Regions from separate parts of the Homo sapiens genome. Here region 1 is linked to region 2. A link is an interaction called in ENCODE POLR2A ChIA-PET data of the cell type or tissue named here. Cell type or tissue: MCF 10A. All regions are shown on one strand. Each heading gives the region's core, and the rest is flanking DNA. Links, peaks and the distances in the headings are about the cores only.

Evidence for each region. Peaks named below come from ENCODE experiments on the same cell type or tissue, not always from the same donor. Only the 100,000 strongest peaks of a DNase experiment are listed, where the experiment ranks them.
Region 1: POLR2A ChIA-PET joins it to region 2 with 15 read pairs; 13 of 35 experiments call an interaction of 5 or more read pairs at or near these places.

The regions. Positions count from the first base shown.
Region 1 is chr2:20,177,320-20,186,443 of GRCh38, forward strand. No RefSeq gene overlaps it. Among named protein-coding and RNA genes, the nearest start is that of SDC1, 43 kb to the right of the region's middle. In MCF 10A, for the core only: a CTCF peak has its summit at 2,555; DNase peaks (open chromatin) are centred at 2,542, 2,912, 5,352 and 7,032.
Region 2 is chr2:20,227,103-20,237,369 of GRCh38, forward strand. No RefSeq gene overlaps it. Among named protein-coding and RNA genes, the nearest start is that of SDC1, 7.1 kb to the left of the region's middle. RefSeq lists enhancers at 8,463-9,021, 9,022-9,580. In MCF 10A, for the core only: no CTCF peak of the experiment used is centred there; DNase peaks (open chromatin) are centred at 4,699 and 5,909.

The DNA.
Region 1 (9,124 bases), core at 1,125-9,124, 50 kb before region 2:
GTGTAGAGAACAAACTGAAGATGAGATTAGAACCTTTGCCTTCTCCATGATCTGTGTATCTTTCTCATGTCTTCCAGGAACACCACATACCTCCCTAACACCACCACCATGTATCATTGAATAGCTAGACTGGCTGAGATAGAAAAAATAATACTGGAGGTGTGTGTAGAGGATAGATGGGAGAGGAGATTACAACTTTTTCACTCCTTTTAGGATCTCTCTAATATCTTCCATACACCTGTCTGGCACCAACACCATGCATCACACGCACTTTTCCTGCCCCACCAGCGTCTCACCTATGTCCCCCGACACCTATATCTGTGGCTTCAACTATGGCCAGGAAGTGTCTCCTTGTGCCCGAGGCCTCTCAGGTGTGTCAGCAAGTAGGTAGGAGAGTCTCATGGCTCAGTCTGGCCTCAGAGGCTGGAATGTGTCATGGTGGCTGTGATTGGTTTCAGCTGCCTGTAGTCCACAGCCGGGCATGTCTTCCATCTCCAGCAGGAGCCAGGCAAGAGCAGGCTGCCTCTGTGTCCTAGAAAGCCAAGGTCCTCCCTGGGCATAGCTGACGCTGCGCACGTAGGGACAGGAGGACTGTCCCTGGAAGGTGAGAGTGGCTGGGAGGGCCACACAGGAGGCCTCATTTTCAGCCACCAACAGCTCAGGAGAAGTGAGTTTCTCAGAGGATATTCTGAGAGCCTGTTTGGATGAGGAGAGGCTGAGAAGGCAGGGGCCACTGGGCATTACAGTGAGGGCAGGTGTGAGTGGGTGTCCCCTAGGAAGGGGAAGGAAGGGTGGCATGCCAGCGAGGCAGGGAGAAGTTCCCGGGGCTGTCATCAGATGACCATTACCAATTTCAGTGTTCTGAGGAGGAACATTGCTGCCCTAGCCAGCTCTCATTGCACATTCATGCACACACAGATACAGAGAGACACACACACGTGCGCACACGCGTGCTCACGCACACACACATACACACACGTACACATACACAGGTCACTGAGCCACATTCCTTGGCCACAAGGTCCTTTCTTTCCCAAGGTCTCAGATTGCGTGTCTGACACGGATTTTTCCTAGCTGCCTATCCCATGGTGTGCAGGCTCCCATGGGGCCCCACAAATGCCCCAGAGGCCCCAGGGCAAGCTGCCCGACACCCGGAACTCTCCCTCAAGGTGCGGCTCTGAAGTAGACCAAAGAGCCCTCGCCAAGGGCTGGGACTCTTCCCAGGAGACGAGTGCTCCTCCGACAGGGCCCTTAACAGGAGTCTGGCACCTGTCTCTATGGCTGTCTCTACTCAGTCCCAGCTAGTAGCAGCACCGTGGGGAAGCCTGGGGTAAGAGGCAGAAGGGGATTCTAGGCCTCTGATCTCTGCAACTCGCCCCCACCTAAACCATGCCAAATATACACACGCTGAAAAAAATCACACAAATCAAACACAGTGTGCCGCTTCAAGGCCCTTTTCCCACCAACTGCCTCCTTGACCCTGCCTGTCTGGGGGTCCTGGAGCCACCTGGGTCTCAGCCATGGTGGTGCTGGGCTTCTGCCGGGCAGTGAACAGCTCATGCTCTCTCCTCATCCATCGAGGGCTCTCTGGGCCCAGGGACTGGGCTGGGCATTGTTGATCTCTGTCTTTCTAACAGCAAACTCAGCCCAGAGCCTCCTCACCACCCCTCTACCCACAGTGCTCAGAGAATGTCAGTGAACATGGGCAGCATTTAATTGCCTGGCAAGTTCAGATTTGCACCTTTGATCTGCAAGCCTGGCAGGGCTGGGTGATGGGAAGAACATGGCATTTGGGTGCAGATGAACCTGGGCTTGAAACCCAGCTTTGTCATTTCTATCTTGTGACCTTCAGTAGCTGCTTCACACGTAACATCCCTCTCCATCCCTCTCCTGAGCCCAGGTGTTCTCATCTGGGAAGTGGGGAAAGTTGTACCTAATTCACAGCAGAACATGTGAGTGTACAACCAGCCCAGCCCGTCATCTGGTGGCCATGAGCTGGGAGCCGTGATGAGTGTTTCAGTCTTGGTTCGGGGCGATGGGCCTAGTAAGCACTTTATATATATCCTAATCCTCCCAACAGTCCTATGAGGAGGGCACTATTATCATCATCAACTCCTTTGTACAGCCCAGGAAACTGAGGCACAGAGAGATTATGAAATTCGGCCAAGTTCACACAGCCCATAAGTGACAGGGCTATGGTTTGACCCAAAGCTTTTGGACTCTGGGGCCCACCCTCATAGCTATGGTACTAAACTGCTGGGTGTTTACCCCAAAACAGGAAACCTACAAAGGGGTGTTCTTTGAGTCTATCAAAAATATTTACTGAGTTCCTCCTAAGGAATTAGGAGAGGTGGTCTCAGCCCCACTGCAGGCTGCTCTCTGTGGGGTCCTGGGGAGCGGCTCCGGCCCTGGGCCTGCTGGCAGAGCTTTGCTGAGACCTGGCAGAGGCAGCCCTGCCCTGTCACGTCTCCCTCCACAGCCCACTTGCCTGCCAGGGTGTTTGAACAATGATTAACCAGCAGCGGGCAGGCCAGTGCAGGCCAGGCTGGGCACGGCGGGTGAGCTCACCCCTTGCACAATGGTGGCCGCACCCGCCGCCCGCACCCACCACCCGACTCAGGGGCTGGCCCAGTGGGGCAGGGCCAGGCGGGCTCCCAGAAGCAAGAGACATGAAGCTGGAGGGAAACAAGGGACAGCCTAGCCAGATGTGCAGATGTGACTACAATCACATTTGATGCCATCCTCCCACTCCAGCCCATGCAGACTCCAGCCCCTGTTGCCAGCCATCCATTGCTGGGATGAGACCAGCCTCAAGGGAGATGTTCCTCAAACAGTGTCACCTAAGCCTGTCCCAAGCTGCTCCTGCCACAGAGCATCAGACTCCAGACTGGACTAGAGGACGCAGGAGGACCCGCCCACCCAGGCCCATGACAGACAGGGAGCCACGCCTCAGGCCCCTCCTCCCCTTTCTCCATGAACCCTCTGAGCCTTGTGGAGCCCGGTCTCTGGCCCTGGCTGCTCGGGGAAGCACAGGCATGTGCCCATACCCACACCAGCCCCTGGGCCCCTCCCTGGGAGCATCCGGGGTCTCAAGCGCCAGAGCCTGCATGGTGGTGGTGGTGGAGAACTCACAGCTCATTCGGAGCCAAATCTGTCTCCAGATTCGCGGACGTTGCCACACCTGTCCACCCCAGCCTCGCCCGAGGCTTCGGCCTTTTATTTGCTTGTTGAGTGGAGCACTAAAGTCCTTTACCCTAAGTAAACCGTGTGTCCATTTCAGATCTGGCTTCACTGCCTCAAAAGCTAGGAGGACTGAAGAAGGTTGGGATGTACATCTGGGGTTCGGGGGACAGCACTATGTGTGGGGGTGGGGAGGGGGAAAGATAATTTTCTGTGAAGGTGGGAGGGGTGGAGGTGCCTTTACCCCACTCCCACTCCCCCTCCTCAGTGTTCCGAAAAGTCTGAACCCTGCTGGTCTGATGAGGGCTCCCAGCTGATCTGAGGGCTCAGTCAGCCTTGCCGGGTGCCCCTCCAAAAGAACCTAGGAGTCTGGGTGCCCAGGTCTGGGCCTGCCGGAGCTCCCTGGCCCCTCCTCACAGCCAAGAGACACTGTGATCCTCAGACTCTCTGAAGGCCCCTCAACAATCAAAAAAGGGTGGGCTCCCGCTTATTGAGAAGTTGTGCCTTTTTTTGTCCTAGATTCACCTGCCCAGCCTCAGGGACCCCAAGTTCTGGGTCATGTGCTTGGGACATCCTCACAGCCCGGCCTGAGAAGACCTGGGTATTCTGGCTCCCATGGTGCCCTCATTCTCTCAGGACACCTGAGGCCCTGGCCCTGAGGCCTGTCATGCGGCCTTCTTGCAGCATCGCTGTTTGTTTCCTGAGCTCCTGTCTGGGCTAAGCCCTGAGGAAGAAGAGAGTAGAGAGGATGCGCTTGCTGCCTCGGGGGCCTGCACCCTGGTTGGGGAGCCAGGCATGGATGCGGGCTGCATGGGCGCCAGCTACCATGATGGCTCCCTAGCAGCACCGTCTGTATACCACACTTTGTTCTGAGCAGGTCACATGTGTTTGTTTGTTTATTTATTTATTTATTTTGAGACAGAGTCTTGCTCCGTTGCCCAGGCTGGAGTGCAATGGTGCAATCTCAGCTCACTGCAACCTCCACCTCCCAGGTTCAAGCGATTCTCATGCATCAACCTCCTGAGTAGCTGGGATTACAGGCGCACGCCACCACGCCAGACTAATTTTTTGTATTTTTGTAGCAAAGGGGTTTTGCCATGTTGGCCAGGCTGGTCTCAAACTCCTGACCCCAGGTGATCTGTCTGCCTCTGCCTGCTGGGATTACAGGCATGAGCCAGTGTGCCTGGCCAATATGTGTTTAATTATTTATTACATGGGCTTCACAAGCCTGTGAAGCACATAGATCATTCCATGACCACCATTTTAAGGATGAGGGAAACGCTAAGGCATAGTGACAGTAAGCAACAGCCTAGGGATGTACAGCTAGTAGGTGGCAGAGCCCAGCTAAGACCCAGGCAGCGGGTCCAGCACCCATGCTGTCAGTCTCTATGAGATGCTACCTTTGGAGCAACATGCATCAGGAAGACAGGGCCAGGGGCAGCTTTCAGAGGGTGTAGACCAGATGGCGGCAGCGCTTGGCCCTGAGGTGTGATGGGATTTTGTGAAACAGAAGCAGCACAGGGCAACGCAGACAGAGGAAGCAGAAGCAGTATCTGCAAGCCTCGGAGGTGTTAATGACAATCACCCGAGGAAGGAGGTGGGGACAGGGGACTCCTGTACTTTCCCCCATACCCTTGCCTTGTTTGAATCTTCCATAATGTGCATATATTCATTAATTACAGGTGAAATTTAAACGCACAAAAAAATACAGTGAAGACTGAGTTGTGTGTCATAAAGCCATACAACTCAGCAGGAGTTGGCAAACCTTTCCTGTAAAGGGTCAGATAGTGAGTATTTGAAAATATTTTCAACTACTCAACTCTGCCACGGCAGCACAAAAGCGGCCATAGACAAAAGGCACACAAGCGGGCGGGGCTGTGTTCTAATAAAACTTTATTTATGGACATTAAAATGCCACATTTTCGCATGTCACAAAATATTCTTCTTTTGAAGTTTTCAATCGTTGAAAATGTAAAAAGCATTTTTCCCTCACAGACCGTACAAAAGCAGGCATGGAGGCAATACTGTGGCCTCTGGGCCATCGTTCGTACACACCTTCCCCAAAAGGCTCAGATAGGCGAGAGAGCAGGGAGGCTCCAGAGTTGGCTGGAGTCTAGTTGGCTGAGTCCAGTCACTCAGGTTGGCTGCAGCCCAGGAGTCCCAGGAGCGAGGAGCAGCAGGGCTGGGCCAAGAGTGGAGAGGGCTGAGGACAAACCCATAGGGCCTCGAAGGCCCCAGGAAGAGATGTTGTCACAGCTGACTCAGCCCCGTGCTCAGACTCCAGTGTTACCAGGTCCTGAATGTGAGACGCAGGCGTCTGCTTCTCCGAGCTTCAGTTACTTCAGCTGTAAAATGGGACACTGGCATTGACCTTGAAGGTCATGATGCATGGAAAGAGAGGGTTAGATCTTGTGAAAGGGGCTGAGGCTGGTGCCTATCCCGCACCAGAGACCCACGGGGGTGACGATGGTGTTTGCTGTTCATTCACACAATTGTTTTGGTTATTCTCAGGATGTTAAGCAGGCTCATGTCCAGGTATGTGTTTTAGAAATGTCTCCCTGGTGCTATGTGACGAATATGTCTGCATGTCTGTATGAACATCCTTCCTTCACCTTCCAGAACCTTCTCTCGGCTGCCCTGTACTAGGAAGACCAACCTGAGCAGACAGCATCCACAGGCTCCCTCACCCTCCTGTGGACAGACAACTCAGCTACTGGGGACCCCCAGAAGGAGATGAGGGGAGGGAGGAGAGCAGGGTTCTCCCTGACTCCCTCCTGCAGGCTGTGTGCAACCTGGATGCATCTTTTTGGAAAAGTCACAGCACTCTCCCAGCTCACCTCAGAGATTCAAGGGGGTCTCCCTGCCCCTTGCCCACATCTTTGTACACTCTTCTCAAATTACCCAAATTTGAATTCGACCTGCCTGATTGATAGAGGGCATAAGACTGGGTAAAGATACCAGCTAGGAGACTATTGCTATCATCTTGATGAAGGAAAATGAAGCAGTAAACCAGGACAGTGGTGATGAGGGTGAAGGAAGAGCTGGAACCAAGACATATGTAGACATTCAACAGGTGGAACCAGGAGCATTCCAGAGAGGGAGGAATCTCCAGGAGCAGTTGCATCTCTGGCTCAGGCAATGGAGGGGATGGAGATTCTGAGAGAGGATACCCAGGGGGAGAGGCTGGTGTTTGGGATGGAAATGATAACTTTGAGGCAGTGCCTGCAAACATCCAGGTGGATAAATGCACATGTATATCCAGCCTTCCTGAAGCTCTGATTTTCTACCATGTTTAGCCAGGATCCATCCAGTTCTCCCAGACAAGCCATGTCAGGAATGGCCTGGGAGCCATGGAGAGGGGTCAGTGAATAGATGGCTGCTGGCCTTGTCCTTCCCCTTCGGATGCAGGAACAAGGCTCTCAGATGCATGAACTCAGCCTAGAGTTCCTGGGTCTCCTGCTGCACCCACAGGAGAGGTCTGGGAGGACTCCATCCCTGGAGGTGCCAGCAGTTAAAGAAAGCCAGAGCTGCCAGCCAAAAAACACCTTTGCCCATCAGCCAGGAAAGCTGAACAGGCTGGAGTGCTTCCATAGGGGAGGCACTGGGCTTAGATCTTCCTTTAGCCATCCATTCCTTGGGGCTTTCAGGGGGCAGGAGGTCAGATCTATGCTTTCCTCGGAGGTGGGCCCTGGTGCTGGGGCGGGACCACAGGTGGCAGAGGGTGGGGGCTTAACTCCTCAGGCCTCACTGCTCATTCCTAGTTGGACTGACTTCTGATTACATTGTTGTTTCAGAAACAAGCACTCGATGGCATATTTCTCAATTGAGTCACTGCTCAGTTTGCCTTCTCCCAGGAAAGCAAACACTCTCTGGCTTCACCTCGGGCCATGGCTGTCATTGACCTTACTTACCTTGAAGGGCTCAGCACTGGGTTCCCAAGGCCCTTTTTAAGATCCAATTTCCCTGGTGCTTTGAGGAGGGTGGGGGACATCAGAAGACCCTCTTGCTGGGAACATCCACTTCCCGATGCCTCCTCCTTTGACGTCGTGAGCCACAGGCCACCAAGCAGGTTCTGCGGCAGCAACTCAGAAGAGCCCTCTGGAGTAGGAGAGCCTGGATCCCGGTGCCCAAGGTGGGCACAGCCTGCAAGCAGCTCTGCTTGGAGAAGTCCCGCTTCCTAGGGCTCATTCCGACTGTGCACATGACACTTTCGGGAGTAGGTCAAGAGCCCCAGGCGTCATTTGAACAGGAAGTTCTCGGGTCACATCAAATGTTCCATGTTGCCAACCCTCCATGTAACCCCTTTTCAGGAAGTCATCGGTCTCACTGGCAGGGTGGGGGAGGGCCTGTCATGAGTCCCGTCTCCAGTGTCCCTCTGTTCAGTGCATTTGGCGTAACCCCCAGCTGTATGCACTGGGCCCCCAGGGCTGCCTCCCCCTACGTCCCCCACAGCAGCCCAGCATGGGGAGAAAACATCCTAAAATCACCAGGGGCTCCAGGGAAAAGCCGAGAGGGGGCACGTGGCTGGTATGAGAGCCAGGAATGCCCATGTGTTCAGGATGGCGGAGGCAATGAGGAAAGAATGGCCCGATCTTCTCTCTGTTCCCTGCCTGTCAGTGTCATTCCCACTGGGTTCTAAATCCCCCTAGCATGTTCACAGGTAGCTCGCTGCACCCAGAGACCCCACCAGGCAGATAAACTTCTTTGTCCCACAGACAGAATTCCTCGACCTAGTCTTGCCTTCTTCCCCCTGCTGTCGTCCTCATCCCACTTCCAGCTGTGCCTGAAGAGAATCTGAGGGTCAGACTGGAGGGCGGGGAAGGAGAGGCCGAGCTGCCCCATTCACAGCGTTCAGGACTGTCTCTGCCCCAGGTTCCCTGACTCCTGGAAGTTTCTGGAGTCCTAGACAGGTCCTCTTGGCACTTTAGGAACCAGCTCAGGGCCTGCCTCTTCCTGGAAGCCCTTCCTGTGCGTGCTGATGGTCTTGGAATCAAAGCGCAGCTGCTGAGGAAGTAACTGGGAAAAGCAAAGGCCAGAACTGCAGGGTTGAGGAGGAGGAGACAGTGAGGAGAAGCCCACAGTTCATCTCCGGGGCTCCTCCAGGTGGCTGGCGGAGCGGCTGAGTGGCCCGAGGACTTCCTTTCCCAGGAGGCTGTGCCACAGACTTGGAGCTGTGGGGTGGGGTGGCGGGTAAGAGGGCAGGCTCTCTCCTGGGCAGCACAAAGGAAGCGTCCAGGGGGCCCAAGACAGCTGTCTCACTGTGCGGTCTGAGCACCCCCAGCCCGGGCATGTGAGCAGAGCTGACTAACTCTTGCAGGAAGTGGCCTCAAGCTGGGAGGGAATGGTTGGAAGGCCGACTGGGAAGCGGGGCTCAGAGGGTGCTCCCCAGCCTGGCCCCTGACTCATGAGAGCACACTGTGCCCTTTGAGGGTGGCCTGCTTTAGCCATCTCTGCGGGTGCTGCAGGGGAACAGGGAAATGAGGAACCAGCATCTGCCCACAGCCTCCCTTCTCCCACAGAGGCAGGCTCCAGGCCTCAGCTCCCACCCTTCCACCAACTCACCTCCCCGCCTCACCTGGTTTTCCTATTTTTTTTGTTCTCCAGGCTTTTCCCATGGGAAAATCCCACCCACCATTCCAGGCCAGCCAGAAAGCCTCTCCCTGACACCTGACCAAGTGTTCCCTGCTGGCTCACAGGTAGCCAAGCCCCAGAGGTCTGATATGTGACTTCCCGGCAGGATGCTGTGATCTCCAAGGGCAGGGTCCCTGGAGGGAGCCGGGGCTGTACAATGTTGGCCCTCAGCAGGGTCTCCAGGCAGGACTGCTTCCTCAGGCCAGTCCATGGTTCCTCCACCCTGGCTCCCACTCCCCATCCCCCCTGGCCTCAGGGAGCTGACAAGGCCAGAGGCCCCTGAATTCCTGCCCGAGGGCTCACCCCTGCCCTC
Region 2 (10,267 bases), core at 1,014-9,013:
TACACCCGTCTCGGCCTCCCAAAGCGCTGGGATTACAGGCGTGAGCCACCGTGCCTGGCCCTTATACTTGTCTTCTTGAGTGCATGTGTGAGGCTTTCTCTAGAAGTAGAGCTCTGGATTATAGGTATAAACATCTTCAACTTTCTCAGGAATTGTTGTAAGCAATTGCTCTAAGCAAATTGCTCTCCAAAGGGCTTATAGTAATTTACACTCCCAACAGCAGTTATGAGCATTTCCATTTTTCTACATCCTCCTATGACTTGGTGTTGGGCCTTTTATATTTTGCCAGCTGATGCAAGTAAAATTATATCTTATTGCTGTTTGAGTCTGACCATCCTTCCCATTAGGAAATGTTTTGCTGAAGCCTTTAGTTGCCGACTGGTTGGGCAGACACTTCTGTTTACTTATCACATCTGTTTTCCTCTTTCTCAGTAAGAGATTCCTTAAATTTCAATTGGGCTTATGGCTATTTAAAATAAAGATTACCTTTCCCTGCCTCTCTTACAGCCACGCGTAGCCACATGATTAGGGTCTTGCCAGTGGCACATGAGCAGAAGTGGTACATGCACTTTCAGAAAGGTGTCAAGCATGCTCTCCTTCCCTTTTCTGTTTTCTCCTGGGCGGAATACAGATCTGATGGCTGCCTCTGAAGCAGCCTTCTTGGACCATGAAGTGAACATGGGAACAGAGGCCATCCACAGCAGAGGAACAAGTTAAAGGAAGCATGGGTCCCTGCCCCATGGAGTATAGCGTCATCCCTGGACTGCCCACGCAGACTTATACATGATGGGAAAATGTCTCTTTTTGTTTGTTTAGGACACTGTTTCTCTGAATTTTCTCTCACTTGCCAGCAATTCTAATCCTAAAAATACACTGATGAATTCATTCTTCTGTATAAGACTAAGTGAATCATCTCAGAAGAGTATGGGGAGGACAACTGGAAAAAGGAAGAAGAGGTGCCTCAGGAGGACGGTGAGAGGAATGGCTTTGAAGATGCTGCTACAAAGAGCCTCTAGGAGGCAGCCCAGCCAGTTTCCCAGCCCCAGACTGTATGTTAAGTTTGGGGACAATTCCTGCCCAAAAAAGAGGTGTAGGCTAGAAGGAGCCATGTTGGAGAGGTTTTTCAGAGAACTGTCTGAAGGCCACACTGGCGTATGTCTCCTCTAATGCACCGTAGGATTGGCTCTCACTGGGTCCCAGTGCAGGGGCATGGCCCTGAGTGCCATCGGGGGACTCCAGAGGAAGCCCCTCACCCACCACGGCTGCGGAGCTGTCCTTGGGTCTGTTGTGAGACATGAAGACCTAGAAGCAGTGGAAAGTTTTGGTTTCGTCTAAGGAACGAATATGTTCATCCTTTTTTTTTTTTTTTTGAGACGGACTCTCGCTGTGTCCCCCAGGCTGGAGAGCAATGGCATGATCTCGGCTCACTGCAACCTCCGCCTCCTGGCTTCAAGTGACTCTCCTGCCTCAGCCTCTCAAGTAGCTGGGATTACAGGCACCCGCCACGATGCCTGGCTAACTTCTGTATTTTTAGTAGAGATGGGTTTCACCATGTTGGTCAGGCTGGTCCCGAACTCCTGACCTCAGGAGATCCACCCACCTCGGCCTCCAAAAGTGCTGGGATTACAGGCGTGAGCCACTGTGCCTGGCCATATGTTCATTCTTAGATATTGAGAAATATGTAACCAAGTGTGTCTGCACTTTCGTGCTTTGGCAGCTCCAAATCATCTGGGGATTCAGTGTGCAGCAAGTGGATTGGACTTTATGTCCTGCTTCTCTGCTCTCAACCTCAAACCTGCCTTGCCCCTGTGCTGACTGTCCCTTTCTAACTTATAATTTCCCTTGCCTTCTAAGTTGCCTCTAATATTTGATAGCAGGAAAGAGAGAGAATAATACACCTTTTGTAGATATCATTGGAATTTACACATCCAAATCAGAGTATCTACTTCCCCAAAGCGATCCCCGTAAGGGACCACTTTTATCACCTCATGGTGCCCATCATCCTAGGGAGGCCTAGGAACCCTTTGTCTATGGGAATAACTTTTTTGTTTTGGAGGAGGAGAGTGGAGTATAGTTCATTTATTTGATAAATATGTCTAGAGATGGAGCATTACCCAGTTCCAGGAAGCATGATTCAGTGTCTTCCATGAAAATGGTATCCTGGCTGGGTGCGGTGGCTCATGCATATAATCCCAGCACTTTGGGAAGCCAAAGTGGATGGATCACTTGAGGCCAGGAGTTCGAGACCAGCCTGGCTAACATGGTGAAACCCCATCTCTACTAAAAGTACAATAATTAGCCTGGTGTGGTGGCACATGTCCATAATCCCAGCTACTCGGGAGGCTGAGGCACAAGAATCCCTTGAACCTGGGAGACAGAGGTTGCAGTTAGCCAAGATTGTGCTACTGCACTCGAGAGAAAGAGAGAAAGAGACAGAGAGAGAAAGAAAGAAGAAAGGAAGGAAGGAAGGAAGGGAAGGAAAGAGAGAACGAGGGAAGGAAGGAAGAAAGGAAGGAAAAGAGAGAAAGGAAAAAGGAAGAGAAAGAAAAAAGGAAGGAAAGGAAGGAAAGAAAGAAAAAAGAAGGAAGGGAGGGAGACAGAGAAAGAAAGAAAGAAAAAGAAAGAAGAGAAGGGAGGGAGAGAGAGAGAGAAAAAGAAGGAAAAGAAAGAAAAAAAGGGAGGGAGGGATAGAGAGAGAAAGAAAGAAAAAGAAAGAAAAAAAGAAAGAAAAAAGGAAGAAGGAGGGAAGGAAGAAAGACAAAGAGAAAAAGAGAGGGAAGGAAGGGAGGGAGGGTGGGTCCTGTGGAATCGTGCTCTAGAGATTCACAGTCCATAGCATCGGGTGTGAATGGTGCCTGTGGAGTTGTGCAATGCGGCAGTGCTATGCTGCAGAGACCCTACTGGGAGCCAGGCCCAGGGCTGAGTGCCGGAGATACCAAAGTGAAAACATAAGGTTTTCATTTTCTGTGAGTTCAGTCTTTGGGGAAAAACTGAACTAAACAATCATTATAAAACAAAGAAGTGCGTGCAATACTAACCTGTTCATCAGCAGCAGTAAGGAAATGATGGATTCCGGACGCAGGGATAAAGTTCCCAAAGGTTTCAATGATGAGGAAGGTTGAGGGTGGGTGGGAAGCCATTAGAACCTGTCCGTGGATCAAGAAACAGGATTTGGGCAGTGTATTTGATTCCTGTGGCTGCTGTAATAAATTTCTACAAATTTGGTGGCTTAAAATAGCACCCACTTAGGCTGGGTGAGGTGGCTCATACCTGTAATCCCAGCACTTTGGGATGCCAAGGTGGGTGGATTTCTTGAGCTCAGGAGTTTGAGACCAGCCTGGGCAATATAGTGAGCCCTCACCTCTGCAAAAAAAACAAAACAAAAAAATTAGCTGGGTGTGGTGGCACGCGCCTGTAGTCCCAGCTACTTGGGAGGCTAAGGTGAAAGGATTGCTTGAGCCTGGGAGGTTAAGGCCGCAGTGAGCCAAGATCATGCCACTGCACTCCAGCCTGGGCAACAAAGCAAGACCCTATCTCTAAATAAATAAATAAATAAATAAACACTCATTCTTTTACGGTTCTGGAAGTCAGAAGTCCAAAATCAGTTTCACTGGGCTGAAATCAAGGTGTGGGCAGGTTGGTGCTCCCTCTCAAGGCTCTAGGGAGAATCCATCTCTTGCCCCTTTCAGCCTCTGGTGGCTGCTGGTATTCATTGGCTTGTGGTCCCATCACTCCAGTCATCAAAGCTGGCAGCTTCAAAGCTCTCTCTGCTCCATCTTCACATTGCCTTCTTCTCTGTGTATAGTGAAATCTCCCTCTGGCTGTCTCTTGTAAGAATACAGGACTGCATGCAAGGCCCACTGGAATAATTCCCAATAATCGCCCCTATCTCAAAATTCTTAATCACATCTGCACATCTGCAAAGACCCACCACCACCACCTTGTATTGGTTGTTGTTCTATAAGTTAACATTCACAGGCTCCAGGGGCTGGGATATAGATATCTTTTAAGGGTAATTATTCAGCCTACCGCAGGCAGATAGAGCAGGGAAAGGACATTCCAAACAGGAAACCCAGCAAAGAGCAGGCAAAGAAGCAAGACAGAGCTTCAGGATGTTCAGGAACTGGAAGGAGTCTGAGGTGGGCTGGACTGGCCGGGGCACAGGACCTCTGGCAAGGGCTGGATCAGAGGGAGAGAGCCTGAGCAGTGTGTGCCAGTAACGGGCCGTGCCTAGGCTGGAGGAGCCAGTGGTTTGCATTTTGAAAAGATCCTCTGGCCACTGTGCGAAGGGCAGGCTGCAGGGAGGGAGACTGTGGGCTGGGACACCCTATGCAGGGGCCGTGAAGGTACAATGTGGGGAGCCAGGATTGAATAATATGGAGGAGGTGGGATGCGATGAGGCTTGGAGAAGGATGAAGGAGAGGAACAGTGCAATGTGGAAAATCCTTGGTGAGGGTCCATTTCCACCTGGTTTACGTAAACAGCTAGCGTCAGAGGGGCCGAATCAGTGTGTAAAGTGGCTGCCTAGGCTGGGGCAGCACTGGGTGCTGAAGTCCTTTGGTAGATCACCCCGGGGCTCGTGACTCAGTTCTAGGCTGCCTCAAGGATGAGCCTTTGTTGCCTTTGTTGGAAGCTTGGACAGGAAGCTCTCCAGCAGGGAGGAGTGCCAACACCAGCCACACCCTCCCAGGTGCAGCTAGGCCCAGTCACCCTGAGCAATTTCCTGGAGTGAGGCCACTCGCCACTGGCTCACACTAGCCCCTGCCCTGCAGGGCATCATCAAGGATCTGGAGTCTGAGCAGCACCAGGCTCTCTGTGACTCAGCCCCTGTGGGGAAGGGGAGCCCGTGCTGGTGCTCTTCGGGCTGGAGCAGGGAAGTAGCTCCCCCTGTCCCACCTCACCTGCTTTGCTAGGGACAGACTTTTTTTTTTTTTTTTTTTTGAGACAGAGTCTTGCTCTGTCACCCAGACTGGAGTGCAGTGGCACAATCTCGGCTCACTGCAACCTCCACTGCCCGGGTTCAAGTGATTCTCCTGCCTCAGCCTCCTGGGTAACTGGTATTACGGGTGCCTGCCACCACACACGGATAATTTTTGTATTTTTAGTAGAGATGGGGTTTCACCATGTTGGCCAGGCTGCTCTTGGACTCCTGAGCTCAGGTCATCCACCCGCCTTGGCTGCCCAGGGACAGACTCTACAAAGCCCTGCTAATTGCTGCATGCAATATGCTGTTTGTGAGGGGAGGGGCGGGGGGGGGGGAGCTGGGAGGAGTTGTTGTTGTTTTGATTTTTTTTGAGACAAGGTCTCACTCTGTCACCCATGCTGGGGTAGTGCAGTGACGTACATAATCACAGCTCACTGCAACCTCTGCCTCCTGGGCTCAGGTGATCTTCCCCACCCAGCCTCCACAGGCACATACCACCATGCCTGGCTAATTTGTGTATTTTTTGTAGAGATGGGGTTTTGCCATGTTGCCCAGCCGGTTCTTCTACACATTCTTTGAGCTACTTTAGCTGTGTGACTTCAGGCAAGCAGTAACCTCTTTGCTCTTTAATTTGTTCCTCTGTGAATTGGAGAAATACTAGTACCTACCTCAAAGAGTCAAAAGCATTGAATGAGCTAAGCCCTCCATAGGGCCTGGCACACACGTGTAAGTGCCCCCTGCATGCTAGTGATGCCGTGGATACCCACAGTGGGATTCACTGGGAGAGGCAGATAGACTCATTTTAGGCAAGTTCCTAAGCATTCTGACATAATACATATAAAACACTTAGCACTTTACCTGGCACAAGGTAGGACCCTAGAAATCATAGAGAAGTTGGAGATTCTAAAGCCCGCAGGGGAGAATCTGGGCTGGGCTCTGAAGAGATTCCTGAGCTCACCGCAGCCAGGATGTATAAGTCATAGTGTTATGTCAGCGCTCATACCTGTGTGTAGCACATGTGCACGCACCTTCACGCACACAGGTGTGCCTCACCTCCAGCCCCAGGATGCATATGCAAATTCATGTAACAGATGAGTAACTGAGTTCACTCAACAGGTGAGAAAGTGACTTTGCATTCCCTAGGAATGGGACAGAGGTTGCAAAGGGACAGCCCCTAGGGCTGCATTTGGCCTGTAGAAGTGTTTTGCCTTTAAACTATTTTATTTTGTTTTCTTTTTTTTGTTTTTGTTTTCCCCTTATGCTATTTTTTTTTTTTTTTTGAGATTGAGTTTCGCTCTGTCACCCAGGCTGGAGTGCAGTGGCACAATCTCGGCTCACTGCAACCTCTGCCTCCTGGGTTCAAGTGATTCTCCCGCCTCAGCCTTCCGAGTAGCTGGGACTACAGGTATCCGCCATCACACCCAGCTAATTTTTGTATTTTTGTAGAGATGGGGTTTTACCATGTTGGCCAGGCTGGTCTTGAACTCCTAACCTCAGGTGATCTGCCTGCCTTGGCCTCCTAAAGTGCTGGCACCCAGCCTACACCATTTTAAAAAGGAGATTTCCATCGGAGAATTGCATGTAAGAATCAAGATTTCTGACTTTTCGGCCAGGTGTGGTGGCTCACGCCTGTAATCCCAGCACTTTGGGAGGTCGAGGCAGGTGGATCGCCTAAGGTCAAAAGTTTGACACCAGCCTAGCCAACATGGTGAAACCCCGTCCCTACTAAAAATACAAAAATTAGCCGGGTGTGGTGGCAGGAGCTTGTAATCCCAGCTACCCGAGAGGCTGAGGCAGGAGAACCACCTGAACCCGGGAGGCAGAGGTTGCAGTGAGCCGAGATCGCACCACTGCACTCCAGCCTGGGCGACAAGAGCGAAACTCTGTCTCAAAAAAAAAAAAAAAAAAAAAAATTCCGACTTTTCTAGCTGAATTGGAAGAGCTAATATGCTGGACCCACATCCAGTCAAAGCAAAGACCAGCGGAAGCCACAGTCACAGAGTGTGTCTTTCTAGCTGGTCCACTACCTGCTGGGCCCTGCAGGGATCTGAGTTCCAGAGCCCTAGCACGGCGGTTGAATGTGTTCACTCTAACATCAAACCGTCTGGATTTGAACTCTGGCCCTGCCACCCTGGACAAGTCATACAACCTCTCTAAGCCTCCCTCCCTCTCTCTCTCTCCTTCTTTCTTTTTTTTTTTGTCAGAGTTTTGCTGTTGTTGCCCAGGCTGGAGTGCAGCGGTGCAATCTCGGCTTACTGCAACCTCCACCTCCTGGGTTCAAGCGATTCTCCTGCCTCAGCCTCCCGAGTAGCTGGAATTACAGGCATCCGCCACCATGGCTGGCTAATTTTTGTGTTTTAGTAGAGATGGGGTTTCCCCATGTTGGCCAAGCTGGTCTTGACCTCCTGACCTCAGGCAATTCGCTCGCCTCGGCCTCCCAAAGTGCTGGGATTACAGGTGTGAGCCACTGCGCCCGGTCTGAAATATTTTAATAATTCAAATTTATGTTACAGTCAAAATGAGTGGAAAAAAGGGGGCATGTAATGTTAAAAAGAAAATGTAATTTTTTCCTTTCTTAAAAAAAAAAAAACTAAGGTATATTTTACACACAGTAAAATTTGCCCTTATTGTTATACAGTCTGTTTTCAAATGCATGCAATTGTATAACCACCACTGCAGTTAGGATCTGGAACAGTTTACTCATCCCCAAAACTTCCCTGCACCCTTTGTAGTCAACTCCTTCCCCACCCCTGGCTCCTGGCAGCCACTCATCGGTTTTCTGTAAGTGTTGCCTTTTCCAGATGTCCTATGAGTGGAATTGTATAGTAGGAAGCCTTTTGAGTCTAGCTTCTTTCATTTAGGAGACTGCATCTGAGCTCCATCCAAGCTGTGTGCATCAGGAGTGTGTTCCTTTTCATTGCTGAGTGGTGTTCCGTGGTGTGGAAATGATGACTTTCCCATCAGCATAAACCCATGCTCTAGGAGCGCCCATCTCCTGAAAACAAAAATCAAAACAAAAACACAATGGAGGCCGGGTGCGGTGGCTCATGCCTGTAATCCCAGCACTTTGGGAGGCCGAGGTGGGTGGATCACTTGAGGTCAGGAGTTCAAGACCAGCCTGACCAGCATGGTGAAACCTTGTCTCTACTAAAAATACAAAAATAGCCAGGCATCTTGGCGGGCACCTGAAATCCCAGCTACTTGGGAGGCTAAGGCATGAGAATCACTTGAACCCGGGAGGCGGAGGTTGCAGTGAGCTGAGATTGCACCACTGCACTCCAGCCTGGGTGACACAGAGAGACCCTGTCGCAAAAAAAAAAAAAAAAGAAAAAAAAAATTAGCTGGGTGTGGTGGTACACGCCTGTCATCCCAGCTACTCAGAAGGCTGAGGCAGGAGAATAGCTTGAACCTAGGAAGCGGAGGTTGCAGTGAGCTGAGATCATGCCACTGCACTCCAGCCTAGGCAATGGAGCGAGACTCCATCTCAAAAAAAGAAAAAAAAAGGAAAAAAAAGAAATGTCAGTATCTACAGATAAGACTCAATCTTGTTAGTGGCTGCTTGGGATTCTCTGGTTTGGCTATATCTTGATTTATTTAACCATTCCCCTTCTGATGGGTGCCATTTTTAAAGGCTTTGCTGTCACAAACAATACTGTTGAATATCCTCACGTGGACATCGTCCCACAGCTGACAAACCTTTCTTAGGACAGAAGTGGCCTGGCTGCCTTGGAGGAGATTCTGAGACCACTGCTACATTGCTCTCCCCAAACGCTGTGTCTCCATGGTCCTTTGGATGCTCTTAAATTGCAGCGAGCGCCCACTCCCAGCCAGGGCCTGGGGGTGCATGCTGTCCAAGGCAGGGCCCTGCCCTGGGGCAACTGCAATCTTTGAGTCCTATGATGAGATGGTTCAAGAGCCAGGGGCCCCAGTCCTGGGTTGCAGGGAGGAGTTCAGGGAAGGCTTCCTGGAGGAGTTGACGTCCAGGCAGAAACCTGCCTGCTGAGTAGCAGTTTGTCAGGCAGGGGAGCAAGTGGGCAGGGCTGCTCAAGCTAGGGGAGGACTTGGCCAGCTGAGGCCCTGAAAGGGCCAGGGCCATCTACGCACCGCTGAGTAATGGTGTTCCCTAAATGCTCAGGGCAGTGGCTGAAGGGAGTGGCAGTGGGTGGGGATGACAGGAAGCTGGGGCAACCGGTGAAGGCCTTCACTGCCAAGCTAAGGAGTGGGAATGTTGCCCAGGGCAAGCGAGAGCCTGATTACACACCTGAGGAAGTGAGCCATAGGCTGGAGGGGAGAAAGGACCAGTGCCCTGGGATGGAGGCTGGGTGGGAATTCACACCTGGCAAGAGCCCACCAGGAGCCAGGCCCTGTGTAAGGAGAAGCCCCCTCTTCCTTTCTTCCTTTCTTCTTTCCTTCTTTCCTTCTTTCCTCTCTCCCTCCCTTCCTTCCCACCCTCCTTCCTTCCTTCCCTTCCTTCCTTCCCACCCTTCTTCCCTCCCTCCCTCCCTTCCTCCCTTCCTTCCTTACTTCTTCCTTCCTTCCCTCCTTCCTTCCTAAATTAATAGACCTTTTTTTAAAGAGCAATTTTGGGTTTACAGAAAAATTGAGTCATAAGTACAGGGAGTTCTCATTGACCTCTCCGCACCCTGCCACACACGGTTTCTCCTATGGTTAACCTGTTGCATTGGTGTGATACATCTGTTACAACTGACAAACCAGTACTGACATGCTCTCATTCGCTAAGGTCCCTCGTTCACATCAGACTACACTCTTGATGGTGTACACTCTGTGGGTTTTGACGAATGCATAATGACATGTCTCCACCATTACAGTAGCCTACAGAGCCTTTCACAGCCCAAAACATTCCTTGTGTCCTCCTACTCATTCCTCCCTCCTCCCAACCCCTTGCGACCACTGATCTTTTTACTGTCTTTGTAGTTTTGCCTTTTCCAGAGTGTCGAATAGCTGCAAGCAAACACACAGTATGCAGCCTTTTCAGATCGGCTACTTTCATCTAGCAATGTGGAGTTAGGGTTCCTCCAGGTCTTTTCACGGCTTGATAGCACATTCCTTTTTCTTGCTGAACAATATTGTGTTGTATGGATGTACCAGTTCATCTATTTCTGAAGGATATCTTGGTTTGTTCTGAATGTTTAGCAATGATGAATAAAGCTGACATAAACATTCATACGCAGTTTTTTTTATGGACAAAGTTTTCAACTCATTTGGGGAAATACAGTATTTGTCTTTTTGTGGCTGGCTTATTTCATTTAGTGCAGTGTCCTCAACTTTCCTCCATGCTGTGGCATGTACCCTTTCTTTTCAAGGCTGATAAAAATTTCATTG